Linked DNA regions of Homo sapiens: region 1 is linked to region 2. The links are chromatin contacts, found by Hi-C or POLR2A ChIA-PET in ENCODE. All regions are on one chromosome and are shown on one strand. Each heading gives the region's core, a stretch centred on a gene start or an enhancer-like site at or near the end of the contact. The rest is flanking DNA. Distances are from core to core; before and after follow the strand shown. Region 1 holds the start of TRIM26 (tripartite motif containing 26). Region 2 has its middle 7.0 kb from the start of MOG.

Region 1 (3,078 bases), core at 530-3,029, 560 kb after region 2:
TATTTGAGGTTGAGGCAAGGTCACATAAGTACGAGTGTCTCATTAGCAAAAAGCTCTATAAAAATACTATGAAAGAGCACAGGAGCCAATGTGAAAAGAGCTCCCAACAGCCAAAGCCACAGTAATTTGAGCAACAAAATTAAGTAGTATTGGATTATAAACCAAAGTATAAAATAAATGTCCCTGAGTCTACACTGAAATTAATGATTGAATAAATTAATAAATTGGGGGAAGAGAGAAACAAATCTTCCATGCAGAATAACTGCAAACAATAATATGTAGATACTTGCCCTCAAGAAGGGGGAATATAACTCTTGGCTCCCTAGGTATGGGCTGCACTTAGTGACTTCCTTCTAAAGAGGACAATACACGCAAAGAGTGGAAAAGAGACTAACTGTACAGTGGAGAAACCTGAAAAACACTATCTCACCCAAATCAATATTAAGTCATAAATCATGTTAGTACATGCCCTTGATACGATGGGATGATAATGGCAATCTACCTCTGTGGTCTTCCTCCCAGTTACCCATAAGCCCAGTCTTAGGAGAAAAACATCAAATTCCAATAGAGGGGCATCCTACAACATACACGACCAGTATTCTTCAATGCTGTCAAGGTCATCAAAACAAGTCTGAGAAACTCCCACAGCCAAGAGGAGCATAAGGAGACATGACAACTAAATGTAATGTGGTAACCTCCATGGGATCATGAAACAGAAAAAGTACTGAGGTAAAAACTAAGGAAATCTGAACACACTATGGACTTTGGTCAATAATAATGTATTGATATTGGTTAACTGCAACAAATGTACCACACTGAGGTAAGATGTTAATAACAGGGGATCCGGTTTGGAGCATGTGGGAAGTTTGTACTATCTTCTCAATTCTTCTGTAAATCTAAAAGTGTTGTAAGAAATAAAGTCTACTTAAACAATAAAATTGCAATTTTTGAAACATAAAAAGCCTATTTTTTTTAAAGGTGATTTTTTTGAACTTGGGGAAAAACATGTTAGGGATTATGATTTCAGCTAAGAGTTAAAAACAGGAGGTTAAGGCATGCATAAACGAATGTCATTCTCCCCTCTTTTGAAGTACACACAAATCGTGGGTCAAAATTTGAAATCTACTGGAGATTTGGAAGTGTGTCCCTCCCATTTACTCCACAGAGTTAAATTTACACTTTTTTTCTAAGGCCAAATAGGGAGAAAATCAGTAAGAAAAATGCTAATGAGCTGGAAGGAGTGAAAGCACAGCTCCAAGTATTTGTGGCTAAACCGGTTTACTCCGAACAAAAAAAAAAAAAAAAAAAAGAAAGAGAAAGAAAGCATGACACTTTGGTCAGGGAGCTGGATTAGTCGCCTATCTACCAGGCTCCAAGCAACCGGACGGTCATCCAGGCCCCGCTTACTTCTGGTTCCGCAGACTAGAATGGATGGGAGTCTGAGTAGGATACCAGAAAGCGAGAAAGACCCAAGAGGAGGGGGAGAATGTAAGGACAAGCAAACAGGAGGGATCTGGCTGGCAGGGAGGACGCAGCGAACTTGACCCCCTCCTGAGCCCGCCCGGGGGCCTGGCCCCGTTTTGAACCCGGGCCCGGCGGCTGCGTTGGGTCGCCCCAAACCCGGTGAGCGTACGAGACTGTTGCTTCGCTGTATGTCTCATGTGCACCCCCTACTCACCGGTCCCGAGCTCCGGGCCGCGAATCCCGGCCGGCACCCCTCCTCTCTCACGGCGGTCTGTTCCGGGTCCCGCTCCTGCACGAGCAACCAGCGCGACAGCTCGTCCCCGCCCCGTAATCTCCCGGCTATTCGGGGCCCTTCGCCGAGATTTCTCCCGGACCAGCCCCGGGATTGGCTCCTGCCGAACTTCGCCATCCAATGGGAACCTTAGTCTCTTTTACGTCACTGATCACCGGGCAAATCCCCAGACAGCCGCGGGCGGTGGGGCACCAGGGGCAGCGAAATGGAAACTGAAATCAGGCGGGACCGAGGCTGCGCCAAGAGCCGCAGCCTGAGTTTGGCGCGTAATTGGGGTGGCCTGTTACACGGTCTAAGGGAGTAAATGCTAAGGCTTAGGAGTCACCTACGTAGGACTCTTGAGAGGGCAATAATCCCCTTTCCACCTCTCGAGACCCCTCACTGCCCAACTCTGGCCTTATGCTGGATCAGGGTCCGAGGGCGCTTTGAGGCGAAGGTGGCGCTCGCCAGGTGCTCAACATCAAATACGAAGTCCCCGCCCCTAACGTGGCCTAAATTTGCTTCCAGGACAAAGCAGGATTTTAGCAAGCAAATACTCTCAGAGACCTATTTACGAAAATTATTACTTCCTAGGTAAAATAACGTTCAACCAGACAGCCATTGTCGCCATTCGACGGAAGGAAAAACTGAGGTTCCAGGAGCTTAAGGGTCTGGGCCCAGTTCAGGGGGGTTGTTTTCGCTCCTCGACGCTGAATTTAGAAACCAGAGGCTACAAAGCGGGCCGAGACTTGGGTTCCCCAGGTCCTTGGTGGGGAGGTTTCCAGGAGGCTCGGGCGCGCCCCCGTCCACGGCCCCGGAAGCTGACGTCGCCGAAGCGTACGCCGCTGCCCAGCCTGCGCTCTCTTCCTGCTCTGCCTGCAGCCGCCGCGTCCGGTCCAGCCGCAGGGCCATGCCCTGTGCTGCGGTTGCCGTGTCCCAGGCGCCGCCGCGTCAAGATCCCCGTCTTTCCCGGCCAGCCAGGCGGCAGCGGCATTCAGCTCGTGCACTGGGCTGGCAGCAGGCTGAGAAGAGGCGGCGCAGGTTCTCCGGGTCAGCCAGTGCCCTGCTCCTAAGGGTAGAGATCTAGCTGGGGACACTGGTCGTCCGCCTAGGCAGTGGTGAGAGGGTGGGCTACAGTTGTTTGGGTATTCATGAATGGAGGAGCTCAGGGTCCTAGACCCTAAAACCTGCTGAATCTTCACCCCTCCTCCGCTGGGGGTAGGGAAATTTGCACTGCATTTAAGCAATGTATAGTGGAGTGGGTGGGACATTCAGAAGAAACCACGCCCACATTTAACACCCGCGTCCTTCCCTTCTACCCCAGCCCAGCATTTTGTCTTTTT
Region 2 (2,778 bases), core at 184-2,683:
CCATGTCTCAAAAAAAAAAAAAAGTCAAAAATACTAATAAAAATACTAATCTCGTAGTTAACAGATTGCTGTGACCTAGAGCAAGTAAAGGTGTAATTATCAGCCTATAGGGGTTAGAGTGGCAAGAAGATGCCTGAGGGTGAGCCTACAGCCTAAAAGATAATAGAATACAAAGGCTGAAGACCTACAGGCAGGGATTCTTTGTCATTCATTCTTTCAGCAAACTTATTCTAATATGTATCCCTCACTATTCAATGCCCAGGAGGGCACAGGGAAAATAAGACGAAGTCCTGCCCTCACTGGCTAACATTCTAAGCACAGGTGCTGCACAAGAGGTGTTATGTTTTTTGGGGGAGCCAGACACAGGCCTAAGCACTTTATGTACCTTGTCTCATTTAATCCTCACATCAGCACCACGAGGTGACAGAATTATCATTTTGCAGTTAAATAAATTGATATTTCTTCATGGCCAGGTGCAGTGGCTCACGCCTGTAATCCCAGCACTTTGGGAGGCTGAGGCGGGTGGATCACCTGAAGTCGGAGTTCGAGACCAGCCTGACCAACATGGAGAAACCCCATCTCTACTAAAAATACAAAATTAGCCGGGCATAGTGGCGCATAGCCTGTAATCCCAGCTACTCGGAAGGCTGAGGCAGGAGAATCACTTGAATCCAGGAGGTGGAGGTTGCGGTGAGCCGAGATCGCGCCACTGCACTCCAGCCTGGGCAACAAGAGCAAAACTCCGTCTCAAAAAAAAAAAAAAAAAAAAGAGAGATTTCTTTAAGCTCTTTGCCTAGGGTCACAGGTCTTTCCACAGGACCGTAGACTAGAGTCAGATGTGTTCCTCAATCAATTAGGAAAGGGTGGTGCTGGAATTTGCATCTGAGTATTCCAAGCTTCTATATTCTCATATTCTGGAATGAGGATATTATGAGTCCTGAAACAACTCTAGAAATTCTAGGCTACATAATTATCCCTCCATAACGTGTTCTCTGCCAGAATAATAATGAAAAAAAAGTACTGTGGTGGCCAGACCCCAAGATGATTGGCGAAGTGAAAGTTGCCCAGTTCCAAAATGGCCACCACCGCACTTTCCTGGCGTCGGAGCGACTACGTAGTGACAGAAGGACCATCAGCAGGTGGGTGCTCACAGGGACTGTGCCAGTTGCCAAACTGGCCACCTGGGCCTTTCTTCTCCTGAGCAACAGCCAAGCAACATTATAGGCTTCAGGCCTACCTAGCCCAGGCTGGGTTAAAGCAGATAAACGAAGCGGACAGCGGAGGAAAAGCACGTAACCAAGTGCAGTGGGTCTGAAGCGAAAGGCAAGAAAAGCTCTGCCCTTAGGAACGGGGTGTCACTGCGCGGCTCGCAGGCACCTCTCTTTGACCTATTTATAATCTGCGCCTTATTCTCCGCCCCCAAAGGCTGCTGGCAACCAATTCTCGGTGGCGAAGTCGTGACGTCAGCTGTTGCGGGTCAGATTGGGAGAGCTTCCTGGTCCTTACCTAGCAAGATTCTGCCGCTAGGTGGCGAAAAGCGAAGGGGCCAAAGAAATGGAAAGAAGGCGAGGAAAAGCGGGAGAAGATGGGGAAGGAAAATGTATATTCTTGTATCATCCTACAGCTAGGCAAAAATATTAGGATAATGTGGCCTAACCTCCAGTTCTATGTTGGCTGGAAAATCCAGGAATGGGAAGCTCACTCCCGTAGTTCCCACTCATTCCCACCACGGTTGGACAGCTCTGAAGGAGGGAAAATTCTTTCTTTTGAGCTGAAATCTGCCTTCAGAGTCTTGCACCCAACTGTTCTACCCCACGGGGACCTACAGAACAGCCCAAAGCCTCTTACGCAGGACAACCCATAGCAGTTTGATTAAAATCAGCGCAAACCCATTCCCATTTGGTGAGGGGGGAGGGGGAGGGGCAAGCCTCAGTGCCTGACTCACTTGACTCACAAGAAGCTGAATGTTTTTCCTTTTGAAAGATAAAAATATTGGTGAATCTCAGACTAACAATAGGGAATACACAAAAATGGAAAAAATGTTGATAGATAAAATTTAAACCTTTGGTAGAACATAATTAGTTTTTTGTTCTCTACATTTTTCCATATCGTTTCTAATTTTTCTACACTGTATGTGTTACTTAAAGAAATAAACCAGTAGGCCAGGCGCGGTGGCTCACGCCTGTAATCCCAGCACTTTGGGAGGCCGAGGCGGGCGGATCACGAGGTCAGGAGATCGAGACCATCCTGGCTAATACGGTGAAACCCCGTCTCTACTAAAAAAATACAAAAAATTAGCCAGGCATGGTGACGCACCCCTGTAATCCCAGCTACTCAGGAGGCTGAGGCAGGAGAATGGCGTGAACCCGGGAGGCGGAGCTTGCAGTGAGCCGAGATCGTGTCACTGCACTCCAGACTGGGCGACAGAGCAAGACTCTGTCTCAAAAAAAAAAAAAAAAAAGAAAAAGAAATAAACCAGTATGGCCGGGCGCGGTGGCTCATGCCTGCAATCCCAGCACTTTGGGAGGACGAGGCGGGTGGATCACGAGGTCAGGAAATCGAGCCCATCCTGACCAATATGGTGAAACCTCGTCTCTACTAAAATACAAAAAATTAGCCGGGCGTGGTGGCGGGTGCCTGTAGTCCCAGCTACAAAGGAGGGTGAGGCAGGAGAATCCCTTGAACCCGGGAGGTGGAGGTTGCAGTGAGCCAAGATCGTGCCATTGCACTCCAGCCTGGGCAACAAGAGCGAAACTCCGTCTCAAAAAAAAAAAAGAA

The links. Hi-C counts contacts between places; a loop is a spot of excess contacts on that map. ChIA-PET counts read pairs that join two places held with the same protein, here RNA polymerase II (POLR2A). Pooled maps may share reads with other maps.
Region 1: a loop to region 2 is called in a map with no recorded cell type, with 19 times the contacts of the local background. The contact joins the promoter of TRIM26 here to the enhancer-like site in region 2. A Hi-C loop is called at or near these places in 1 of 37 single-sample maps with no recorded cell type and 9 of 50 pooled maps. POLR2A ChIA-PET finds 5 or more read pairs at or near these places in 4 of 52 experiments (HEK293, PC-3, PC-9 and 1 more).

Annotation. Positions count from the first base shown.
Region 1 is chr6:30,211,627-30,214,704 of GRCh38, forward strand. It overlaps TRIM26 (tripartite motif containing 26), which reads right to left and starts at 1,780. Exons shown (of 10, transcript NM_003449.5): 1 at 1,679-1,780. RefSeq lists an enhancer at 2,111-2,999 and a silencer at 2,458-2,640.
Region 2 is chr6:29,648,723-29,651,500 of GRCh38, forward strand. No RefSeq gene overlaps it. Among named protein-coding and RNA genes, the nearest start is that of MOG, 7.0 kb to the right of the region's middle. RefSeq lists an enhancer at 1-470. Within about 2 kb of position 1,434, at least 33 of the 41 ENCODE cell types and tissues checked have a DNase peak (open chromatin) inside an H3K27ac peak, as active enhancers do.